Regions from separate parts of the Mus musculus genome. Here region 1 is linked to region 2. The links are chromatin contacts, found by Hi-C or POLR2A ChIA-PET in ENCODE. All regions are on one chromosome and are shown on one strand. Each heading gives the region's core, a stretch centred on a gene start or an enhancer-like site at or near the end of the contact. The rest is flanking DNA. Distances are from core to core; before and after follow the strand shown. Region 1 has its middle 34 kb from the start of Cdcp2. Region 2 overlaps Ssbp3 (single-stranded DNA binding protein 3).

What was found. A loop is a pair of places that touch in the nucleus more often than their neighbours do. ChIA-PET counts read pairs that join two places held with the same protein, here RNA polymerase II (POLR2A).
Region 1: a loop to region 2 is called in a map of T-helper 2 cell, with 1.9 times the contacts of the local background. The contact joins two enhancer-like sites. A Hi-C loop is called at or near these places in 1 of 37 maps with a recorded cell type or tissue (T-helper 2 cell). POLR2A ChIA-PET finds 5 or more read pairs at or near these places in 1 of 5 experiments (Patski).

What each region holds. Positions count from the first base shown.
Region 1 is chr4:107,129,386-107,132,085 of GRCm38, reverse strand. No RefSeq gene overlaps it. Among named protein-coding and RNA genes, the nearest start is that of Cdcp2, 34 kb to the right of the region's middle. Within about 2 kb of position 1,390, at least 1 of the 3 ENCODE cell types and tissues checked has a DNase peak (open chromatin) inside an H3K27ac peak, as active enhancers do.
Region 2 is chr4:107,014,880-107,017,579 of GRCm38, reverse strand. The region is part of intron 5 of Ssbp3 (single-stranded DNA binding protein 3); the gene reads right to left. Among named protein-coding and RNA genes, the nearest start is that of Gm12786, 11 kb to the left of the region's middle. Within about 2 kb of position 1,264, at least 1 of the 3 ENCODE cell types and tissues checked has a DNase peak (open chromatin) inside an H3K27ac peak, as active enhancers do.

The DNA.
Region 1 (2,700 bases), core at 141-2,640, 110 kb before region 2:
AAAGAATATACTTGGGTGGTGGTGGGTACATGTCTTTAATCCCAGTACTTGAGAGTCGGAGGCACATGAATCCCTGTGAGTTTGAGGCCAGTCTGTCTACAAAGCAAATTTTAGGACAGCCAGGGCTAAACAGAGAAACCCTGTCTCGGAAAAAAAAAAAAAAAGTTAATATTAAAAAAACATGAGCTGGCCAGGCGGTGGTGGTGCACGCCTTTAATCCCAGCACTTAGGAGGCAGAGGCAGGCGGATTTTTGAGTTCGAGGCCAGCCTGGTCTACAAAGTGAGTTCCAGGACAGCCAGGGCTATACAGAGAAACCCTGTCTCAAAACAAACAAACAAACAAACAAACAAACACAAACAAACCATGAGCTGGAAAGTTGGCTCAGCGATTAAAAGAGCTAACCTGCTCTTCATAAGACCCTGGTTCAATTCCCAGCACCCACATTGGCAGCTCAAAACTGTAATTCCAGTCCCAGGGGGTCTGGCACGCTCACGCAGATATATGCAGGTAAACACCAATGCACACAATAAATGAATAAATATACAAATGAATGAATGAAATTTGTGTGTGTGTGTGTGTAGGTCAGAAGACAACTTTTTTTTAAAGATTTATTTATTATTACATGTAAGTACACTGTAGACACACCAGAAGAGGGCGTCAGATCTCATGTTAGTGAACCACCATATGGTTGCTGGGATTTGAACTCAGGACCTTTGGAAGAGCAGTCAGTGCTCTGACCCACTGAGCCATCTCACCAACCCAAAGGGCAACTTTCAGTAGTCAGATCTCTCCTCCCACCAAGTGAATCTGAGGGGTCACCTCAGATCATGGGGCTTGGTGGTAAACACGTTCTCCCACTGAGCATCTCAGTCAGTATCCTCCAGGTAGGACATTTGTCACGATGACGATGACGATGACGAGGCCACTATTGGTGCATTACTATGGTTGTTAATGTTCCCTCTCTAATCCAGGATTTGGACCAGGGTCCTCTGCACTCAGTCTTCGTGCCTCGGCAGCCGTCTTTGCTCTGGGGCAGTTTCCATCTTTTCTTGTCCCCACAGCCTTTCCAGGCTTTGGCAACATTAGCTGGGTGCTTTGCAGACGGCCCCTCAGTCTGGTTTGTATGAGAATTTGCTCCTTGCTAGGCTGGGATCATTGAGGGCAAGAATAGCAGCACAATGAAGTCCCAGCCCACCAGGAGCAAGCACACAGCATCCCTGCTGGTGGGAGCCTCTCTGTCTGAGGAGAGTTCCCTGGGGACTGTTTCCCTCTCTGACTTAGGGGCAAGTCCCTAAAGCCACATTGCTTTCCCGAGCCAGGGAACAGAGGTGGGCGCAACCCACATCCTGGAGCGCCCCCGCAGCTGCTTCTCACGCCTGAGTCTCCTCTGAGGAAGACCTGCCCCTCCCCCACGGTATCTAGTCGAATCATCATGGAGTCCTAGTTGTTCTGCACATCGGGCTGTGATCCAGTCTACTTGTTTTTCACAGCGGAGCTAAGCTCACTAGCTCATGTAGCCCATACTCTTCAGTGACCATGCAGGCTAAGCTGTGCGCAGGCTTCTCCCCAGCTCCTGTGACGCCCCTTGAGAAGACTGCTCACAGGCACTCTGTTACTTACCCAGCGACCTCAGACAAGCCCAACTCTCAGGCCTCGATTCCCTAACTGGAGAGGCAACTTGATGAAACGTTCTAGAGCAGCGGTTCTGAACCTGTGGGTTGTGACCTCTTCCGGAGGTCGAGCATCCGATATCCTGTATATCAGATATTTACATTATGATTTATAACTAGCAAAATTACAGTTCTGAAGCAGCAACAAAATAATTTTATGGTTAGGGGTCATGACAACGTGCAGAAGAACTACTGGTCTAGGGTACAGAAGGGGCTGGTATTTATGCATTTCTAAATGTCTGGGCATCTCATCGCCTGAAAGAGAGCTTACATCCTTAATGGCTGTCTTCTTTATTTATGCTGGAAAGTGGCCTCTGAGCTGCAAGCCCTCGAGAACATCCTATGAACACAGTCTACATTTGTTTCCCATCTCAACCCCAGCAAGTATCCCTTCCTCATTCCTGGGCATTCCGGGGGGCATTCCAGGGGGCATTCCAGGGGGAGTTAGCTCTCCTCCTCTTCCTCACCCTTTTCTCCAGTGGCTGGACCAAAGGCCCACTGCCCTACTCAGTGCCCTTCTCGGACCTCTCACCGTCTGCCCACTGTCTTACCACATGTCTGTAAACGGATAGTGTCCCCCTAAAGTTACATGTTAGTCCCACCTCTCTGTGCTTCAGAATTGACCACGTTTGAAAAAGTCCTGGGAAGGGGTGATCAGGGCGGACTGAGGCCTTACACAAATGCGCTGCTCCAGTATGACGCTGCTGTTACAGAAAGAGGCCCGGGGATGCAAACTGCACAGAGACCTTGTGGAAACCACAGCAAGGACATGGCTGTGTGCAAAGCAGAGAGAGGCCTCAGGAGGCCCTGCCAACACCTCGATCACAGACCCAGTCTCCAGGGAAATCTATTCTGTCACTTAAGTCAACAGTGAGGGGGGATGGTTCGGTCACTAGTCAAGTGCTTGCCACACAAGCATAAGGGCATTAGTTCAGATCCTGGCATCCCTAGGCTTGTTTGTTTGTTTGGTTGGTTTGTTTTGTTTTTAAAGCCCTGTCCTTCTAATCTCGACACTGGGGAATCGGGGGA
Region 2 (2,700 bases), core at 15-2,514:
GGAAGCTGCTTCATTAAAAGGCCAAATAGGGCTGGTGTTTCACTGGCACCAACTCTTGCCAGTGGAACCAGAGGGTTAAGTGCTGATCAGCTGATTTGAAGAATCTATGAACCTTAGCAATGCCATGAAAACTGTACTGCCAAGAGAATTACACTAAAAGCAGCCCTGACCCCTGGCTAGGTAGGAAGCTCAGAGAATAAAGTGGCCTGAAGGCACACAGGAGCCATCCAAGTGCTGGCAGGCACAGAGTGTGCACCAGACACCCAGCACCAGGCAGGGTTTCCTAGGCATTATGTCACAGAATCTTCATACAGGTCCCAGGAGTCATGGATATACCATCAACCCCAAATATGGGGTACAGCAATTGAGGTTCAGAGAGGTTCACTGAATTTTTGGAGCAACCCTAGCTACCAGGAAAAATAACCCCTTCACAGGAAGAAGGAATGGGGCTCTGCATCTGTCTGTCCCAGAGGGAGGAGCTCCCCAGGACCCTGCCAGCACGGACCTGAGGCTGTTCCTCATCTTCCAGCAGCTGCATACAATATTATCGAACATGAAGATGTGTGCATCTAGCCCACCCCCTCCAGCAACCAAAGAAACAGCAGGAATTCTACAGCACCTCGGGTGCTGCCCACATTCTATTCCAGAAAAAGGAAAGCCCTGTGGCTCCCAAGGCCCTGCTCACAGCTGTTTCTGAATCCTATCCGGGGAGCCAGACCTAGGTCTTCCCAGGGGAGGATATACACTATGACTGACCCAGGGGGCCATCCTGACCTGTGTTCTGCACAGGACTATACTGGAACTCTCTTTCTCAAACCCCTTCTGCTACAAGGACTCAGCAAATCTGATCTCCTTCTTGTAAAGGAGAAAAATCTCACACAATTTGCTGATTAGGTGGTAGGACAGGCAGAGGGTCTGCCCTGCACTGGCTAGAGGGAGCCCACACACGACAGTTCCCACAAATGGGAGTGCCTCCACAAGGGACTCTTATTTGGGGAAAGGAAATACCATAGTCAGGCAGCTGAAGCATAGGCCAGCAGCTCTCAGAGGCAGGAAAGAGAAAATGCAAGTCCAAAGGGGAGGAGAGAGCGCCCCAGGCCTTCAGCAGCAGCTAGCAGCAGCCCTTCCGGCATTGGAGGTGCAAAGGCCTGGCTGGAGTTTACAGCTGCAGAGGTAGGGCCCACCAAGGGGAGGAGGGAGACAGCTAGGTGGTGTTGGAGGTGACCAGCAGGGCTCCATGGCCTGGGGCTGGCTATGCATTAGGGGGCAGTCGCAGCCTGCAGAGCCACTGGGGGCTTTGTTACTGAGCAAGTCTCCCAGGCGCTGACTGCTGATGCATAGCTAACGGGCGGCAGACATTGATTTATGTTCAACTTTCCATTTCATCAGTGAGAGTTACGGCGCTACATGTGGAGTGCAGGGGGCGGGGGGAGATGGCTGGAGTGTGCAGACACAAACCTGTCCAAACACATGCATACTGGCAGGCGTACCGGCCAAGGCCCCAGCCTGTCACTCAGGCAGCCTGGCACGTCAGGAATAACCTTTTGTCCATGGTTGCTAGGAACCCTGGTGCCGGTCAATCTGCCACTGGGCAGACACAAGGCACCAGGCTGGCCACCAGATGAGCACAGCCTGACCTATGAGGAGGAGGTGATGGTGGTCAGGAAAGGTGATTGGTGTTAAGGCTCTGTCACTAAACCGAAGGACAAAAGTAAGTCCTAGAGTGGGTAGAAAGACTCTCGAAGGACACACAAGAATTTGTCAGCAGGGTTAGATACAATCCAGGGTACGTAGCTCTTGGGGTGGGGTTGGGGGGCCTATAGCTGGCTTCCATCACAGTAACCAGAGGTGGGAAGTTAGTCACTCACTACCAGAGAACACTGACTGAACAGGTAGGGGTAAAGCAGGAAGGACCGCATCTCCAACTGAGTCTTGGACCCAACAGCTGGAGCACTTCATCCCTAACCCTTCTCAGCAGTAACAGGCTCACCTTCTGTCAGTCTAGAAGCAGATGACTGGGCCTGGTAAGAAGCTAGGGGCAGGGGAGTGAAGACTCACATAGCACCTGTGTGCCTTAAATCAATGGGCAACAGACTGGGAAGAGGCTGGGGTGAAGGGGCTGGGCCTGGTGGAAGGGTGAGCAGTGGCTGGAAAGAGAAGTAGTTCATACGGAAGCCACAATCCTCTGCTGTCCAGACCATCTTCCTAGGCAGACCTGTCCAGTTCTAGTAGGGTTCCCTCATCTGTGATGCACCCACGATGCAGCTCTGGGACCTACCTGCTAAGCCAACACCACCCTAGAAGACAGAAAGGGTTAACTCTTCTGGGGAGAATGCTTTTCTCCAACTTCAAAAAGGTCAGACAGCTTCACCATGAAGGGCCTGAGCACCAGCAGGGCAGGCAGGGAGGGGGCTGAAGGGGCACGAGGTAACCCTGCACCCAAACTGCCCAGCACGGCCTAATCCTGACCTGTTTCTATGTCTCACTATGATGTCTCTCTTTGTGGCCTTTGCTGGACTGAGTCCCTGGGCAGCTCCTGTCTACAGCTCCCTCTGGTAGTGTTCACCAGAGTTCCCCAGCCATTGACACTATGTCTGACACCTATGGATTTGGCTCCTCCCACTTTCCTGCTTCCCTTCTTCCTCATTGGTCACTAGTCCTGTCAGTAAGTACTGCTTAGTAGAGGGTTTCAGAAAGCAG